Regions from separate parts of the Homo sapiens genome. Here region 1 is linked to region 2. A link is a contact called in ENCODE Hi-C or POLR2A ChIA-PET data. All regions are on one chromosome and are shown on one strand. The core of a region is the stretch at or near the end of the contact, and the rest is flanking DNA. Distances in the headings are between cores, read along the strand shown. Region 1 overlaps TGFBR3 (transforming growth factor beta receptor 3). Region 2 has its middle 120 kb from the start of CDC7.

What was found. Hi-C counts contacts between places; a loop is a spot of excess contacts on that map. ChIA-PET counts read pairs that join two places held with the same protein, here RNA polymerase II (POLR2A). Pooled maps may share reads with other maps.
Region 1: a map of CD4-positive, alpha-beta T cell shows a loop between it and region 2 (5-fold over the local background). The contact joins two enhancer-like sites. A Hi-C loop is called at or near these places in 4 of 168 maps with a recorded cell type or tissue (CD4-positive, alpha-beta T cell, HepG2, PC-3 and 1 more) and 1 of 50 pooled maps. POLR2A ChIA-PET finds 5 or more read pairs at or near these places in 4 of 52 experiments (MCF 10A, Panc1 and WTC11).

The regions. Positions count from the first base shown.
Region 1 is chr1:91,687,587-91,692,844 of GRCh38, forward strand. The region is part of intron 16 of TGFBR3 (transforming growth factor beta receptor 3); the gene reads right to left. Among named protein-coding and RNA genes, the nearest start is that of CDC7, 190 kb to the left of the region's middle. Within about 2 kb of position 2,150, at least 3 of the 41 ENCODE cell types and tissues checked have a DNase peak (open chromatin) inside an H3K27ac peak, as active enhancers do.
Region 2 is chr1:91,619,504-91,624,560 of GRCh38, forward strand. No RefSeq gene overlaps it. Among named protein-coding and RNA genes, the nearest start is that of CDC7, 120 kb to the left of the region's middle. Within about 2 kb of position 3,661, at least 5 of the 41 ENCODE cell types and tissues checked have a DNase peak (open chromatin) inside an H3K27ac peak, as active enhancers do.

The sequences.
Region 1 (5,258 bases), core at 900-3,399, 67 kb after region 2:
AGGTGAGGGCAAGCTTGGTATTTAGGCCAAAGGAGACTATTGCAAATACTCTCCATGAGGATTATTACAAATAGGAGCAGACAGCTGTTCTTTATCTCCCTGGAGGGCAGAACATGAGGAAATGAGTTTAAATGGCAGGACTAGGGATTTAGATCAGATAGAAAAGAACTTGCTGATTATGAGGATTGGTTAGTTATAGAGGGAATTTATGGAATCTCCTTCTCAGGAGATATTTAAGCACAGGATTGAAAACCATATACCTGGGGACACTTTAGATTTAATATTCCTTGATGCTAGAAAGAAAATAAAGATATTTTCTTCTAGATCTACGTGTTGGATGCGATTTTCTATCAATTAATGTCTCAGTTTCTTGATCTCCTAACTGTAATTAATTCACAAGCTCACTCTTTAAGCAGAGTGAACGATACTACCTTTAATTTAGAGAAGTCTTCAATCACTTTTTATCATTTTCAAATTTCATTCCTCCCCAGCCTCCACACAAAAGACTCTTCTTTTGCAGCAAAATTCTCCAGGAGGGGTGAGTTAGATGTTGTTAGAAGTCACGGGGAAAAGACTATATCAAGAATTAAAGTTTTTCACAATGTCCTGCCTACTACTTTCTTTCTATATTCCTGCAGTGTGGCCAACCTGTTTGTATATGGACTTTGGTTTTCTGTGGTATCTTCCCTGCCTTTGTGGCCCCTGAATAGGATGCAAAATCTGATAATAACTAAGAAGAAGAAGAAAAGCAAGAGGGAAAGAGAAATCAGGTGGAGGAGGAAGGCTGTCCTCCACAGCTATCGCTACAACCCTGAGTCAGAAACTGGACTTGAAGCTCTGGTTTGTTCAATGGCTAGACTTGCTACCTTAGTAGGTATATTAGTTGTGTTTCCCTTTAGTCAACACAGAGATAATCACTACTTCACAGGGTTATTAGGGTGAGCGTACTTAAAACAAGAAATGCGTAATAAAAGCTTTTTCAACTTTAAGGCTGCTCTGATGTGTAAGCAGAAAAAAAATCTAAGCGTGTAAGGAACACTGTTTCACAGAGCATAATAAAATGCTGAAGTTTTGAATTAGGTGTGCCCGTCCCAACTCATCAGGCAGTTTTCAACAACCCTCCATGGAACACACCATGTGTTCTTAAAGCAAAAGTCAAGCGCATACCCAAAAGTCCACCCAAGTCAGGTAAGAGGTTTTCATTAGAAGTAGCTCGGGAGGTGCCAATGTGTTCAGAGGCCTGAGGTTTCTCCAGGTTCCCAAGTGTAGCCCGATGAAAAGAGAAACAGCAAGCAGACAGACTAAGGTGTGATAAGGTAGGAGGCAAGAGACCAAGTCCCAGGGATCAGACAGATGCAGCTGGAACAGACGGAAACCCCAATGTGACTGTAAAGAAGGCAGGCTCCACTCTCTTTTCACTCAAATGCCCATATCATTATTTTATAAAACCATTAAACACAGAGGTTAAGATGAATGCCTTCGGCTTTCCTGGTGTCTATTGGTGTGTCTTTTTCTCTCAAAAAACAAAGCACCTCCCGGAGCATCTGGCCATTCATACCCTTCCCCCTTCTTCTCACCCTCCCCTCAGTTTCCATAAAAGGTTAATAGAAAACTTAATTCTTCAGATTAGAAACACTTCTTCTTTCTCCAGTGAGACTTCCCTTGTCAGTTCTCCATTTTTCTGACACAGTTCATCAGGTCATTGCTTTCCTAAAGGTTGGCATGTGTGCCTGTAGCTGGGTTTCTGCCTGAGCCAATCTGCTTATAATCAGTCTGTTTGGTTATTCTCTTCCTCTGAATATATGGGAACTCCACGACAGCAAGGACTTTCTGTTGCTCATGGCTATTTTACCAGTGCCTAGAATAGCGTTGGCATTTAACAATAGCTTAAAAAATCCATTGAATAAGTTGAGTGAAAGAACGAATACATGAGTGAACAAACCAAAAAAATTTAGCTGACACTAAACAGAGGCAAAAAGAAAAACCGAAACACATGTTAATTAATGTTTATTATCTGATAAGCAGAAGGAGGATAAAAAGATTATGGCTACGTGACCTTTGAATTTGTAATAACAGAACAGGAAGAAAAGAGTGAACTCTGAATCAAGAAAGCAAGCCTTCAGTCCTGGCCGCTGTGCCTGGGTAACTTTGAGCTTGTCACATCAGTTCTCTGGGCTCAGTTTTCTCGCTACGTAAAAAGGAAATGCTGATGCAGACTAGTAATTTTCCAAGGACTCCCTTTAAGAAACTGATTAAAAAAAAAAAAAAAAAAAAAAAAGCAAGGGTACGACTTTGCATAGAGATAGTGCATTTAAAGGCATTGACTTGCATTCCTTTCCCAAATCTTACCAGAATGACAGTAAATGGACTTTTAAAGGCATAAACACATGAAAACAAAGATAACAAAAGTAAAGATAACAGCAATAAAATATATTGGAAGCTGGTGAGGAAATGGGTGAGTAGCAACTGACTTGGCAGACTCAAGAGAGCCGAAACCTAAGCCAACAGTGGGAAAAACTGAGAAACAAGCAATTTATGTCGCCGAACCCTTAAAAAACTCAGGGAATGGTGGCATCAGGCACCTCTGGAAACCTCCCTTGAACATATGGCTATAAGCAAGAGGGGTTGGCTGAACTATATGAGAAGCAGAATAGTTCTCTACATTTCCTCCCTCGCTCCACTGGGCTGAGATCTGCCCTTCCTAATCCAGGAAGAAGACGGGAATTTTACTCTCTTAAGAGGAGGAAACTGAAGGTTCCAGAAATGATCAACACCAGGCACATTTGAGGGCAAGAGTACCACATTCAAAAGGGGGGGATTCGGCAAACATATATTAATACGTATTTTGGCTCACCTGGGCTTCTTTTGCTCAGCCTAAAAGGAGATAAAGCCAGATGGCCTTGCCTCATCTAGCAACAGTGAAACTCTGAATCAAGAAAGTAGGGTTCCAGTCCTACTTTGTAACAAATTTGTCTCCTGCAGAATTTGCCATGCGCTTCACTATTTGCATTCGGGAAAAGCGCCAGGATTATACCCTGGCCGGGAAGTCTGGATATTTGCTTTCCGGTGTCTATTTGCCAAATATAATTTGTTGCCATGTCAGTTTATTTTTATCAGTGCCCATTATAATGGTCTTTCAACAGCCAGTCCTATACCTTTCAAGCAGGAGGCAAAAAAACATATTTTATGGAAGCCTGAAGAGCTAAAGAGGAAAGATCCAATGATGAGGTATCAGGGATTCATCAATAAAATGGCCCAGTCAGATCATCTTAAAGAAGTTCACAATCAATACATCCCACCCACAGCTTAGAATTTCCTCATTCTTTTTTTTTCCTCATTCTTAAATAATCCTATATTAATATTCTCAGATGATACTGCACCCATGAAACAAGAATAGAACTTTTTTTAAAAGAAAAGAAATTCACAGGAAAAAAGTTATTAGAATTAAAAAAGTTATTGGAATTAAAAAATTTGAAGCCAGTATTAAAAACTCAGTAAAAAACTGAAAGATAAAGATGAGACAATCTCCCAGAAAATAAAGAAAGCAGACACATGGAAAACAGGAAAGAAAGGAAAATTAAAGGACAAGAGGTTCAACTTTCAAATAAAATGATTTCTAAAATGAGAGAAAACAGAAAAAAGGGGGTGAGAAAAAAATAAATCATTCTTAAAAATCTCAGTACTGAAAGATATGAGTTTCTAAACTGAAAGGGCCCAATTAGTGACCAGCATAATGTATAAACATACACCTAACTCAAGAGATATCATTGTAAAATTTCTTCCAGAAAGAAAAAACAGGTTATATACAAAAGGGATCAGGAATCTGCACAGCTCTGAACTTCTCAACAGCAATCCTCAGAGCTAGAAGACAATGAGGAGGGCTTTCAAAAGTCCGAAGGAAAAAGTGTCTATAATCTAACATTCTGTACCTTGCCAAACTGTCTACCAGGTGTTTCTGTTAAATGAGGATATTTTCAGACATGCAAGGTGTGAAAAACATTTGCGTCCTCTGTACGCTTTAAACCAGGAAGAAGAAAGGCAGGAGATACATGACACAGGACATCCACAACTCAAAAGAGAAGTGAAGGGAATGCACAGAATGGTAGCGAAGAAGATCATAGGAAGACAGCAGTGTCCAGAAATGGAGGGAACCGGTTCAGACAGGAGCAGGTCAGAGGCTCCAGGAAAGAGCTGAAGAAAAGGAATCAGTAGAACATTCCATATGTCTCAATGTATTAAAAGGAGATTGAGACAGCTGGCAGGGTCAGCAGAAGAATTAATGATAAATACATAGAAAATTAAGCTGATGACTGAGGAAGGAGAATGGCAGGAACCTGAGAGGCGGAGCTTGCAGTGAGCCAAGATTGCGCCATTGCACTCCAGCCCGGGTGACAGAGCGAGACTCCGTCTCAAAACAAAAAAAAGAAAAAAAAGAAAAGAAAATTAAGCTAATGGGGTAGGGTGGGGAAAGATAATAATTAATTCTAGGGAAAATTAAAAGTCATGCAGGATATTATACTACATGAGTTAACTGTGATTAGCATTTAGGTAGTCATAATAATGTAAACAGTAAATGCTGCTCTAACCAAAATGTCAGTATATTTCTATTAAGAGGATGGTGGGGGAAGGGGACATTTTCCATAACAGGAGGTCTAGAGCAAAGGTGTAAACCTGCAAAGTCAAAAAGCAGCAATATACTCAGGTTATTTAGAAGTATGGATTAACATCCAAAAGGATGAGCTAAGCGCCAAAAATAATGCTCTGGGGAGTGAGAAAAGAAGGTAAGGACAGTAGGGGTGTGATTTTTTTTTCATAATGAGTCTTGTAGGATTATTTCAACCTTTAAACTATTTGCATGTACTACTTTGATGAAGCTAAAAAGTTTTACTAGAAAATAAAAATAAAAGCATTTGTTCCTCCCTTCAAGAAAAAAACAGATAAGATTTTGCATGTGACTTTAGGGACCTTCATGGACTAGAAGTTAGGGACCCCTGAACTAGGTAGGGTTCCTAGGAGCATGAACATTCTATGGTTCCAGCACCATTTCAGCCCCCAAGCACCCCTCCTCTCTACAGCATCTTAGGAGAGAATGTAAGTTTTAGGAATGGAGTTTTCCAAACAGAATTAATCCAGCCTTAAGGGAATATCTCTTATTGTGCCCAGAGTTGTCATATGATAAAGTGGGAACCCAGTCTTTGTAGAGTAACACACATTCCAGGTATGTAAGTAGATATCCACAATCCAAATTTGTGACTTGG
Region 2 (5,057 bases), core at 2,411-4,910:
CTGAAGTATTTATGAAGCACAGAAAGATTAAAATCTCATCTACCATCAAAAGCTAAGACCAACAGAAAGCCACTTGGCTTTCTGTTGCCAAGTGGCAACTGGCTATCAGCCTGGCCTTTTTCTCAAGAAACAGAGGCTCTCTAACCATGGAAAAGAAGGTGGGAAGAGGTTTCGCTCCTCCTAGCTGCTCTACTCCCCTACATAGAGAGCTAGAGTCTACACCACAAGAAACCTGGTGGCCATCCCTTTGCCATAATGGTGTTACATTTTGAGTTCATATAAATATGTTTCATCAGCTCCATCTTTTGCCATCCACTTGGAGACCAATTCTTGGAAGTGTATCAGACTGGGAGTGCTGGATACATTGCGTTCTGTTAGGAATAATCACCAGAAATAAAATGCTACAGCTGGGGATAGAAGTGTATCACAGAATCAGACAATGGGGTAGGAATTCAGCACAGCAGAGCTATATTATAGGAATGTTAGCTAAATTCTCGAAATTGGGCCAAGATCCATTATCATCAACCTGCTCTCCAGCTGTAGAGCTGAGAAAATTCAATCATTACCCAAGTGTCCAATCAACAGAACCAAATAAAATCTACACACCCTGTCTGTGGGTGAATCCGAGACTAGCTCATTCTCTTCTCGTTCAAACATGAGTAATCAGGAAAAAAAAAAAAAAAAAGAAAGCTGGCATTGGGAGCACAAATACAATTATGCAGAAGACAAGATGAAAAACATTCCTCTGAAAATGATCTCCTACAGGGGAACCAGAACACATTTTAGAAAACTGTGTAATATCCTCAGAAGCATGGAAGAAACTTCTGTGAAAGAGGTACAAATAGTCACAAAGAAAGAAAAGAATCGGTTGCAAAGACATGAAGTAAGATGAAGAGCAACAAGAGATAGGTGAGCTTAATAAGAATATAAATAAATATTAACTAAAATATAATACACTTATTAAATAATATAAATTACACATTCAGATGAAGAAAGAGTGGCATTAGCCTTTCAGAAAAGTATATTAGTATTCTGGAGATCACACTTGAGATGTTCTATAGTGTAGAGGAAAAGAACAAGGAAATGTAAATGGTGTGTGAGAAGATGGTAGACACAGAAGACAGAGAACATGATTCAAAATGACCTTTTCTTTTGAGACGGAGTATCGCTCTGTCACCCAGGCTGGAGTGCAGTGGTGAGATCAGGGCTCACTGCAACCTCCGCCTCCCGGGTTCAAGCAATTCTCCCTGCCTCAGCCTCTCAAGTAGCTGGGATTACAGGTGCCAGCCATCACACCCGGCTAATTTTTGTATTTTTAGTAGAGATGGGGTTTCGCCATGTTGGCCCGGCTGGTCTTGAACTCCTGACCTCAGGTAGTCTGCCCGCCTCAACCTCCCAACCTGAGCACGTTTTTAAATTGAAAGAAGAAAAGAATCCTTCAGGTACTCAGGTTGAAAAGTTAATAATAAGCTATTTACAAAGGAGAAGAAAGTAATCTAATCTCTGATTTCTCTGCAATGCTAACTGCCAGAAAACAATGGAGCCAAATCTACAAATTTTTGATGGAAAACGATTGTGAATCTCAATTTTCTATCTAACCACGTTGTCACTGATTAATGAAGGCAACAGAAAGACATGCTCAGATAGGCAAGGACTCAGAAAATAGATTGGTCTATGGTCTCTTCTCGAAAACATTATTTGAAGACATACAATAACCAACTGATAAAAGAATCAAAATCAACAACACACACACAGGTGCACACACAACATACACCTTCATGCAGAAGAGCAGGAATTCCTTCAGTTTGGAACCATGTTCTGGAATTCAGTAGACTGTGATATCTGGGATATTGTATACTCAGAGACTAAGCTTACCCCTTGTGAGAAACATTGTTGCTTGCTAACATGTTTCCCTCCTTCCTCCTTTCCACCACAACCCCAACTTTGTTCATCTCCATCGCCTTACATAACCATGGGCATCAAAGGAAGGTAGCCTCATACCCAGACACCAAGTGGACTGTGACCGGTCTACCTCCCGGTCTGTGATTGGTTTAGGTATGCACATGTGACATAACCCCAGCCAATAAGACATGAGGAAAGCCTGTAGGGGAGACTTGGGGGAAAATTTTTCTCACTCTTAACTAGAGACACCTAGCAGGAGACAGGCTCATCTTCTCTTGCACTGCCATGTCCAGGAACTGCTGCAATCATCTCACAGCCATGAAGGGAGCTGGCTTGAGGACCCCCCCAATATATCTAGGATGGCAAAGCCAGAAGATGAAAAGAACCTGGGTCATTGCTGAAATTGTTGATTAGCTAAATTAACCAAACCTGGATCTGCAGTGTGACACTAGATGTATTTATTATTTAATACAAATGAGTCCAAATTTTCTGTCATTTACAGCCAAAAGCATCCTAAGTGACACAGTGCTGCAGTGTTAACTTAGCTATTCCTCCACTCGCTAGAGTCTAAGCAGTAGAGTCTACTGTTTCCACCTCTCTTTCAGTGCCAAGAAACATTTCTTGAGCCATATCCTTTAACCCACAGTTCATATGGAATCTCTTGCCTGATTTGATGGTCACTTATAACAATAACTGGTGCTGTTCTTGTCCAGATTTTTCTAACAATGGCTAAGCTTATTACATAGTGAAGATCCTGTGCCAAGAAAATTACTGAACAACTGTTCTTTTCTCTCCCTCTCCACAAAAGGAGTATTGCGTAGAATAACATAAATGAACTTTTTCATTGCTAAAGAACTTGAGAAATGGCTTTTGTGCATCTTTAAGTCTCATGTTAAATGACCTAACTCACTGAAATTTTTTTTAATGATGAAAGATAATAAATCACTTAGGGACTGACAATACATATCATTAAGTGCCTCTTCCTAAATTATTTGACCTATGAATATAAATGGCACTTAAAAATCAGCATATATTATCTCAACTATGTAAACGCATAGGAAAAAAACTAAAAAAAAAATTCACTAAATTGTTTCTGGTGATTTTGCACGTTGGGGCATGGTGATTATTATTTTCTTCTTTAAACTTACAAACACTGTATTCACTTTTGTCTGTCTTTTCTTTGTTTTATGAGTGCATGACCTTCCTTGACCCAGGAAGTACATGGCACCACCTCATTTTCCTAAAAGAGCAAAGTGGACCATTCCCCCTCCTCTCAGCTCTTCAGGGCAAGTATATTTTCTTTCCCAATTCAGATTTCCCTGAATTAGATTTACAACTTCTATTTCTAGCAAGATCTCCCACGCCAAGGCTGCAGAGTTGGCACCCCTCCCTCTGGCACCCTTGATGCGTTCACATGATCCAGACTTCTTCTACAGAGACTGTCCTACAATGGGCACCAAGTTCTGCCTATTTCGCCTCTGAGCTAATTCCCTCCAATAACTAGTTTCTTGATACTCCCCTTTGGAATCATTTTCCTGGCTTCTTTCCTGGATTACTTCTTTCATCCTGCCTAGAAACCCTTTATTCTTTGTGGTCAATTGAAGGGCAAAGGGGACATCCTCTAAGCCTTTCATCCTTATCCAAATGGGAGATTACCTTGCATTCATAGCATTCAAAATGTAAGACCCCTCAGGCGAGAAGATTGGCCTAGCACACAGGGCGTGTAGTTCAACTTGACAGTTCAGTGACCATGTGTACTTCTTAGATCAATGTGGTCCCAGGAAACTACCATGGCAAACTGCCTATTAGTTCTGCCTGTTCACTGTCAAGATCTCTCAGGAAAAGTGCTCTTAACTCTCTCCTGGTACATTTGTACCTGGAGGGCAGATTGAATTGACTTTGATCACTTGACATTCTGGCTCCTTACAAGTCTCTCTCTCCTTATCCTCCACAAGACACTGATCATCATTTGATTCCAAGATTGGTAGGACCCCTCTACCTGGGCAGATCCCAACTGTAACAGATACAAATAATCCTTTGTTTTGAAGATGGCTATTTTGATGTAGAGGAACAGAGGCTTGACTCAAATTAACTAAAGAAAAAGGGAATCAATTTTTAAAGATAAACATGAGGCAAAGGGGGATCAGAAATGGCATAAGAATTCAAGGACAGGTACCATAGTATGGCTGGGCACCAGGGGAAATCTGCAACTAGCAGAGACCACTCTCTCTAGGCATCTACCTATCTCTGGCAATGACCGCTCCATTCTCCTCCCTAACTGACCAGCTTTCTCTGCTTACCCATTCTTTCAAATTCCTCTAACTTTGGAATGCCTGTGGCTTGTGAGGGCCACTCAGGCCCCAGCCTAATGGCAACTCTTGATATAGAGATTTGGCTTTTGCCTTCAGTGTTCATTGGTCTAGTTTTAGAAAAGCTGCAATTTAAAAATAAATGTTTCAATTATAGAATTTAACACACAACACATACACACTACAGTAGAATACTAAAGCCCCACATACCCATCACCCAACTTCCAATTACTAATACTTTTCTTCTAAACTTCTGTCAAACTATGCATCTGACAAAGGTCTAATATCCAGCATCTATAAAAAGCCTGTGCAAATTTACAAGAAAAAAAAAACACTAAAAAGTTGGCAAAGGACATGAACAGAAGAAGACATACATAAGGCCAAAAAGCATATGAAGAAAAGCTCAATATCACTGACCATTAGAGAAATGCAAATCAAAACCGCAATGAGATACCATCTCACACCAATCAGAATGGCTATTAGTAAAAAGTCAAAAAATAACAGATGCTGGCAAGGTTGTGGAGAAAAGGGAAGACTTATATACACTGTTAGGCGTGTAAATTAGTCCAACTATTGTGGAAAGCAGTGTGGTATTCCTCATACAGCTAAAAACAGAACTGCCATTCAACCCAGCAATCCCATTACTGGATATATACCCAAAGGAATATAAGTCATTCTATCATAAAGACACATGCATGTGTGCATGTTCGTTGCAGCACTATTCACAATGGCCAAGATGTGGAATCAACCTAAATGCCCACCAATGTGGGCTGGATAAAGAAAATGTGGTATATATACATCATGGAATATCATGCAGCCATAAAAAAGAAAAAGATCATATCGTTT